2 separate regions of the Homo sapiens genome follow, and region 1 is linked to region 2. A link is an interaction called in ENCODE POLR2A ChIA-PET data of the cell type or tissue named here. Cell type or tissue: K562. All regions are shown on one strand. Links, peaks and the distances in the headings refer to the core of each region. The heading gives the core; the rest is flanking DNA.

Region 1 (4,396 bases), core at 254-4,253, 56 kb after region 2:
TGGGAGCCTTCAGCATGAAGACCTGAAGAAAAACAGAAAACTATTCGTTTTTATGCTTAGGTTCAACAAAGTATGGACAGCCATGTAGAAATATGACTGGATGAAAAGGCTATGATCAAATGCTAATAGACTGAGTGAGGAAGCCCAGCAAGGACTTCTGCCTGGATTCTTCCTGGCCTCTCTGAGCATTCATTCCTTCCTTCTGAATATGGGGCAGGACCCACTCTAGAATGAGGATCTTATGACCTAGAGTCAAGGTAGGTAAGATAACTTCTTTTCACACAGAAAGGTGGAGGAAAATCCAGAGTAATGCTTTTAGGTTTTACGGCTGGCTTCGGGGGAAAAGGGGTTTGTTTTCCGTGAAATGTCTTGGGGAAAAGGGATGCTAGCCTTGGGGAAGAGAGATTCTAGTTTCTATGGCTAGCCTCAGGGGAGAATGGAACAGAAAGACAAGAGGACAGGAGAAGGTCAAAGAAAAACTTTTGCTTCTGAGGCCTTCATTTTGGGGTATTGTTGTCTGAGTCCTGATAGGTACAAATAAGGAACTGATTTGTTGTTTTGTTGACTTTCAAGACTAAAGAAAGTGATAGACAAAATGTTAAAAGTGCAAATTAAACTTAATAGTTTGTCAAGTCTGGTGCTAAAGCTGAAAGAAGTTTCTGTTTAATGAATATATCTGTAGAAGGGTGAAAAATATTATAACAGTAGGTTGGGTGCAGTGGCTCACGCCTGTAATCCCAGCATTTTGGGAGGACAAGGCGGGTAGATCACTTGAGGTCAGGAGTTCGAGAGCAGCCTAGCCAAGATGGTGAAACCCTGTCTCTACTAAAAATACAAAAAAAATTAGCTGGGGGTGGTGATGCACGCCTATAATCCCAGCTACTCGGGAGGCTGAGGCATGAGAATCACTTGAACCCGGGAGGTGGAGGTTGCAGTGAGCCGAGATCAAGCCATTGCCGCCTGGGTGACAGAGCGAGACTCCGTCTCAAAAAAAAAAAGAAAAATATTTTAACAGTAGATCCTGTAGCACATTTAATGACAATAAATTTATTAGGAAAATAATTAGCAGATTGGTATCTATGCAATTCAATTTCAAATTTTGGTTGAATTGCAACCATAGGATGGCTACAGATATGAGTTTGGCAAAAATTAATGAAACCATTCTGCCAGAATCAATTGGCTGTATGGAATTTACTATCAAGTGTTTGTATATGGACCAGCATGGTGCCTCCCATCCATAATGCTAGTGCTTTGGAGACCCATGTGAGAGGTTTGCTTGGGGTTAGGAGTTTGAGGACAGCCTGGGCAACATAGCAAGACCTTGTCTAAAAAACAAAACAAAACAAAACAAACAAACAAAAAAACTGTTTAAATGATCTGGGTGTCATGGTACGAGCCTATAGTCCCAGCACTCAAGAGGCTGAGGCAGGAGGATCACTTGAGCCCAGGAGTTCAAGGCTGCAGTGAGCCATGATCGCCCTACTGCATACCAGCCTGGGTGACAGGGTGAGACCCTGTCTCAAAAAAAAAAAAAAAAAGGAGTTTGCATATTGTGTCATTTGTAAGTTAAGCTGTGTGCTACACAGCCTTTATTTATTTTTTTGAGACAGGGTCTCACTCTGTCACCCAGGCTGGAATGCAGTGGCACGATCTCAGCTCATTGCAATCTCCATCTCCCGGGTTCAAGAGATTCTCCTGCCTCAGCCTCCTGAGTAGCTGGGATTACAGGTGTGTGCCATAATGCCCAGCTAATTTTTGTTTTTTTAGTAGAGACTGGGTTTTATCATGTTGGCCAGCTGGTCTCGAACTCCTGACCTCAAGCCATCTGCCCGCATTGGCCTCCCAAAGGGCTAGGATTACAGGCACGAGCCACTGTGCCTGGCCTACACAGCCTTTATATCAGTAAAATTTATAATAAATATATGTCCATATATAACCTATACATTTGGATTTTTGAGAAACTAGTTTTCAAATATTTATTGTCCAGCAAACCACTGGGCAATTCCAAGCTTAATAAAGTCCTTTCAAAGCACATTTCTTATCAGGAAAGCCATCTCCACTCCACTAGGGGATGTACACAGAGACAAACAACCTCAAGCTTCCACTGGGGATACTCCAGGACACATGTAAGCTCCACGGCTTTGGAGTCTGTCATATTCAAAAATGACCATAAAACCAACACATTTAGGAGATTTGCGGCACTCTCTTCTCTTTGATGTTTTCTAATTCAAGTGCCTTAAATAAGGCCCTTTGACTACAAGGAACAGAAACTGTCTCAGGCTAACGGAAAGAAAAATCAGGCGTTATCATAAGGATTGGGGGAGCAATTGTGGCCCCTTGTGGAGCTGGATGGCTTCTGGAGCTCAGCACTTTCCCCCTCTTCACTGCCTCATTCTTCTCTACTCCTGTAGAGAGCTTTCTGCTTCTTTTCTTCTGTGTAAACCGCAGTGAATGTGAAGGTGGCTGCTTTACAGTTCCCAAGATTACCTGTTCTCAGTTCAGGGGCCAGTCCCAGCCAGTGGAATGCAGATTCCCAAGCCCCAGACAAAGGACCTGATTGGCCTACTTGGATCAGATAGGCATTCCTGGATCAGTCAGTCTCAGTTGCTTCTGAGGCCTTCATTTTGGGGTATCCCCTCCGGGAAGCTGGAGGGGCAGGAGTCAAAGCATACAAACATGGCCTCAGGGGCCATACCTAGTAGGGAGCGGCAACTCTCAGAGAAGGAGGGTGGGGCTCCCGAAGGTTTGTAATGTTGAACTAAGTCATAAATGAGGCCCGCTGCGTGCCCAGAACACACACCGGCAGAGCAGGTTTCCTTGCATTCTCACCATTGAGAAAGCCCTCTATCTAGGCTGGGTAACCAGCTGCCGTGTGGACTGTCCATTATCTGACAGTGTATGCTATCAGTGAAAATGCCTTTATTACATATTTGACAATTTTGTCTGTAAAAAGGTAAAAAGGACTATCTCTCATGCAGACATCTTCCAAATATTGTGACTGTAGTGAAAGAAAATCATCTGTTCCACCAGCCAAGTGACCATCCTGGGGACTCCTGGGACTGACCACGGACCCCAGTCAAAAAGACGCTGCATCATAATCACCTTTTTTCATCATTTCACAGAGGACCTGAGCTCCTCAGGGGCAGACCCTGGAACCACTGGGTTCACAGTGCCTGGCATGCCCAGTACAGTCACATCAACAACTGACAGACCATGCTGTCTACAGCAGGTTAAAATTCCGGCTTCCTCTCCTACTAGCTGTGATCTTGCTCAAGTGACTTAACTTTTCTGTGTCTCAGCTTCCTTACCTATAAAATGGGGATAAAAAAATATTACCTACTTCAGGGCCGGGCGCGATGGTTCACGCCTGTAATCCCAGCACTTTGGGAAGCCGAGGAGGGTGGATCGCCTGAGGTCAGGAGTTCGAGACCAGCCTGGCCAACATAGTGAAACCCTGTCTCTACTAAAAATACAAAAAATTACCTGGGTGTGGTGGCGGGTGCCTGTAATTCCAGCTATTCTGGAGGCTGAGGCAGGAGAATCGCTTGAACCTGAGAGGCAGAGGTTGCAGTGAGCCAAGATCGCGCCACTGCACTCCAGCCTGGGCAACAAGAGCAAAACTCTGCCTCAAAAACAAAAAACAAAAAACAAAAAAAATTATCTACTTCATAGGGTTGTGGGATTAAATGAGTTAGTATTTATAAAGTGTTGGAACAGTGCCTGGCACAGGTAAATGTTCAACAAGTGTTAGGTTTTTTGTTTTTTTGTTTTTGTTTTTGTTTTTGTTTTTGAGACGGAGTTTCGCTCTTATTGCCCAAGCTGGAGTGCAATGGCTCGATTTCGGCTCACTGCAACCTCCCTGCCTCCCGAGTTCAAGCGATTCTCCTGCCTCAGCCTCCTGAGTAGCTGGGATTACAGGCATGCACCACCACTCCCAGCTAATTTTTGTGTTTTCAGTAGAGACGGGGTTTCACCATGTTGATCAGGCTGGTCTCAAATTCCCGACCTCAGGTGATCCGCCCACCTCGGCCTCCCAAAGTGTTGGGATTACAGGCGTGAGCCACCGCGCCCAGCCAGGTATTATTATTGGCATCTTATCCCCAGCTGGGTCCCTGCAGGCTGGCTGCGGAGTGGGTGGAAGAGCTGGCATTGCCCTCTCCTCTATCCTCCATGGCCAGCCCAGCAGGTAGGCTAGTGTGCATTTGGGGGAGGGACTGTGTGGAGCAAGAGGGTGGAGGAGACCCTGGCAGCCCGAGAGAGGGGTGAGTGTAATGGCCCTGTGCCCTGGTGGGATGCCTGGACCCACCCAGCTGGGAGGAACTCTGGCTGTAGGTGAGGCTCTGTGATACTGGGGCTGATGTGACTGTATGTGTCTGGGGTGGAGAGGTGGGTGTGC
Region 2 (4,396 bases), core at 278-4,277:
TGTGATGGATACATTGGGTCAGCACCTCCTTCTAGCATGCTATGCCAGGGTCCCTGGCAGCCAGGACTCTGACAATTAAGACTCAGCCAATCAGATTCAGTCACACAAGATGTAGAAAATGGAAGGAAGGTGAAGGCCATCTTCCTGTTGTTTTTGCCATTTCTGCTAACAACACAGTTGTGAAGACATCTGGTTTTTCTGTCGTACAGTTGGTAAAGATGTGGTTTTCCTAGCTTAGTGGACATCAAGAATAAGACATGAACACGCATTTATTCTGCTGCCAAGGACTGTGGCAGGCGTGGTGTGATGGTGTGGCACATTAGTAGCAGCCTCCTGATAATGGCGGCTCCCTGGTGGTAGCTGTGATGCATTCTGGAGCCGGTGGCTTTCTGATTACAGCAGTTTTCTTGATGACCTAGTCCCGGGAGTTATTCCTGAAACTTCAACTCAAAGTCTGTTTCTTCAGCCTTTGGTGAAGTCTTTATTTTTTTAAACCAGTTTGAATAGGGCTTTCTGTTGGCTATAGTTCAAAGCATCCTAAATGATACACAAAGCCATGAGCCAAAAACACATGTTTAATTATTTAACACCCTAATAAACTCCTTTCTACCTAAACCAGCTAATGTGGATCATGTTGTATGACACCACCATTTAACCTTCCAAAGCCACACCATTGGATAAACTGTTGACATTCCCTTTCACCAGCTTACCTCCACTCATTTCCAATCCATCACCAAGCCCTGTTGATTTCACCTCCATCCTCTTCCTCCACGACCACTACCCTCATCCAGGCCACCATCATCTCCTCTTGGTTTGCCAATATTCTTCTACACATTCCCCTGGATCCACTCCGCCACCAATCCATCGTCCACAATGCATCCAGAGTGAGCATTTCTGAAGGAAAATCTGAGGCTCATTTAAAATCCTCCAATAACCAGAACAGAGAGCCCAGACACAGTAATACATATACAACTACCTGATTGATGACAGTTCTCCTGTGGGAGGGAAGGGATTGTCTTTTCCGTAAGTAGCGCTGGGTCGATATGGAAAAACATGGACTTTGATTTCTACTTCACACTATAACAAGAAGTAATGAGATACATCATAATCATATCCCTAAACGTAAAAACAAAACAATAAAGATTCCAGAAGAAAAAATAAAATAATATCCGACCTTGGAGGGGGCAAAATTTTCTTAATAAAGGCAAAATAAGCGTCATAAAAGAAAAGATTTAGTCCAGGTGCGGTGGCTCACGCCTGTAATCCCAGTGCTTTGGGAGGCCAAGGCGGGCAGATCACCTGCGGTCAGGAGTTCAAGATCAGTCTGGCCAACATGGTGAAACCCCGACTCTAGTAAAAATATAAAATTTAGCTGGGTGTGGTGGCACGTGCCTGTAATCTCAGCTACTTGGGAGGCTGAGGCAAGAGAATTGCTTGAACCTGGGAGGCAGAGGTTTCAGTGAGCCAAGATCGTGCCATTGCACTCCAGCCTGGGCAACAAGAGTGAAACTCCATCTCAAAAATAATAATAATAATAATAAATAATTTTAAAAACTAAAGAAAATGTTAAAAATTAGACTTCTTTGAAATTAAGAATCACTGTTCATCAGAAGACAACATTAAGAGGGTGAAAAGATAAGACAGAGATTATGAGAAGATATTTGCAAAATATATATCCACCAAGGACTCACTTCCCATGTATCTGCTACAAATCAGCAGGGAAAAAACCTCCCAATTTAAAAATGGGCTAAAGAGTTAAATAGGCACTTTACACACAGCAAAAAAGGATATTCAGTAGTCCAATAAGCATATGAAACAGTGTCCAACGTCAGTGGTCATGAAGGAGATGCAGATTAAAATCACAAGATACTTCTATACCCCTGCTTTGGACCTCGGCTCACCCCTAACGGAAGTGCGTGACATTGGCTATCTTTCTATCATGGCCCTTGACACATTTACAACGTACACGTTTGTGTGGCTACTGGATTTACGTCCACCTCCTCCACCAGATCTCAGCCCCCTAATGGCAAGTGTGACATCTGCTGCTGATCCTTGTGTAAACAAGGCCTGCTATAGAATAGGTGTGTGACGCACCGCTAGTGGATGAATGAATGAAGGAATGAAAAAGGCACTATCATTGCCATTTTACAGATCAGGAAACTGAGTCTCCTTTGTTTGAGAAATTTGTCCAAAGTCCCATTACTCGCCTGTGGTTACTATTGCACTTCAGGGTTCAGATCCTACTAGGGAGTAGATGAGTTGTCCTGCCTTGGTTACTGAAAGTTCTAAAGACTCTCAGTGGGGGTGGCATCTTATTCAGATGTTCCTAGGTGATCTGAACAGAAAAGCCTTGTAAGTATAGTAAGATGAGGGCGTGGCTCAGGCTGATCTGTCCTAGGCACAAGCCAAGTTAAGATTTTGTTGTTGTGGTCCAATTCAGGAAGAGACCTGCCTAGTGGACATTCTGGTTTTCTGCTCAGGGGAGAGTCAGGGTGAAGGAGGTCACAGTGTCCTCCCTTGCACCTCTCTGAGCAGCCACTGGCATGGTGTAGCCTGATTTCCGTGTGAGACATCCACACATTCACAAACACAATTTTAGATACCACTCCTAGGTGTATACCCAAGAGATATGAAAACAGATGTTCAAATAAAAACCTGTGCATGCATGTGTACAGCAGCATTTTTCGTAACAGTTAAAAAGTGAAACAACCCAATAATTTATCAAAGGACGATGAATGGACAAACAAAATGTGGATATTCATACAGTGGAATATTATGCAGCCATAGAAAGGAATGAAGTAGGCTGGGCGCAGTGGCTCATGCCTGTAATCTCAGCACTTTGGGAGGCTGAGGTGGGCGGATCACGAGGTCAGGAGATCGAGGCCATCCTGGCTAACACGGTGAAACCCCGTCTCTACTGAAAATACAAAAAAAACCCAAAAAATTAGCCAGGTGTGGTGGCAGGCGCCTATAGTCCCAGCTACTCCAGAGGCTGAGGCGGGAGAATGGCGTGAACCCGGGAGGCAGAGCTTGCAGTGAGCTGAGATCGCGCCACGGCTCTCCAGCCTGGGCAACAGAGCAAGACTCTGTCTCAAAAAAAAATTAAAAAAAAAAAGAAAGGAATGAAGTAGTGCAATATGGATGAACCTTAAAAACATTATACTAAGTGAAAGAAGCCAGACAAAAAAGGTCACAGAGTGTATGATTCCATTCATATAAAATATCCAGAATAGGCAAACCCACAGAAACAGGAAGCAGATTAGCGGTTGCAAAGGCTGAGGGGAGCGGGAATGGGGAGTGATTGCTTCATTGATATGAGGTTTTCTTCTGGGGTGAGGAGAATGTTTTGGAACTGGATAGAGGCGATGGTTGCTTAACATTGTGAATGTACTCAATACTACTGAATTGTATCTTCAAAATGGTAAATTTTGTTATGTGAGGGGAACCCTGGCTCTAACTCAGAACCCCCTGCAGCATGGGGCAAAGGCACAGAAAAGTGGGGTGAATGGATATCGAATGTCAGTCCATCGAATGCATTGCTGTGTGCAAGTATGCTCATGTCCATGTGTGTACACATGCTATGTGCACGTGTGTGCATATGTGCATGCATGCATGTGTGTGTGAATCTGTGTGTGTGTGTGTGTGTGTGTGTGGTGGGAGGGCACTTGGGCCAGTAGTAGGCCATTGAGACCAGAGGGAAAGAGGCATTCTCAAAGAGACCACCACAGACTCTTCTTCTGTGAGGACCTGGACCAGAGCTCCTAAGGGCCATTGGGCCAAGACAGGAAACAGACGTTAGCTGTCAAATTGCCTAAAACTACCCCTTATTTTACTAATGAGAAAAGCCAGGCCAGAAGAGTTCTACCCCTTGCCCAGGGCCACACTGCAAGTCAGTGGCACTGACTTAAACCCCAGCCAGCTCTCCAGGATTAAGGTCCATGTTTTCCACTTGAGGTGTGACTAGGGTCCTAGGTTTCACCCGGCGTGGGGCGGGGGGGCGGGTCCTCCCACTTTGGGCACCCAGCCCTGAGGACACCCAACAGTGCCAGGCCTCCATCCACCGCCCTCTGGCTGCTCAGCAGATCCTGGATCCTGGTGGTTCGGGGGCATGTTCCAATGTACTTCAACAACAGCAAACATTTACAGATGTCTGCTCTCTGCCAGTCCCCAGGGAGTGGAAGGTGACAGAATGCATCAGTTATGATTCCTCCCCAAACTTGTGCAATCCCTAGGCTTGTGGGGGCATTAGGTAAACAATCTCACCAGAGTCAAGAGGCCAACAAGGAGGCAAAGGTCCCTGAGAGGGCATCTCGACTGCTATCAAAGAGGAAACTGAGTCTCAGAATATCCCTGACCTGGCTGAGGCCACCCAACCCAGATGCAGCTGAGCCTAGAA

What was found. ChIA-PET counts read pairs that join two places held together with the same protein. Peaks named below come from ENCODE experiments on the same cell type or tissue, not always from the same donor. Only the 100,000 strongest peaks of a DNase experiment are listed, where the experiment ranks them.
Region 1: POLR2A ChIA-PET joins it to region 2 with 5 read pairs; 3 of 35 experiments call an interaction of 5 or more read pairs at or near these places.

Annotation. Positions count from the first base shown.
Region 1 is chr1:31,388,600-31,392,995 of GRCh38, reverse strand. LOC105378623 (a long non-coding RNA gene) reads left to right here and starts at 3,166. Exons shown (of 3, transcript XR_947141.3): 1 at 3,166-3,229. In K562, for the core only: no CTCF peak of the experiment used is centred there; no DNase peak of the experiment used is centred there; H3K27me3 peaks cover 1,471 bases.
Region 2 is chr1:31,445,042-31,449,437 of GRCh38, reverse strand. The region is part of intron 1 of LOC124903900 (a long non-coding RNA gene); the gene reads left to right. LOC105378625 (a long non-coding RNA gene) reads right to left here and starts at 3,584. Exons shown (of 4, transcript XR_007065578.1): 1 at 977-3,584; 2 at 711-894; 3 at 1-537. In K562, for the core only: a CTCF peak has its summit at 2,050 (motif pointing left); a DNase peak (open chromatin) is centred at 1,995; H3K27me3 peaks cover 757 bases.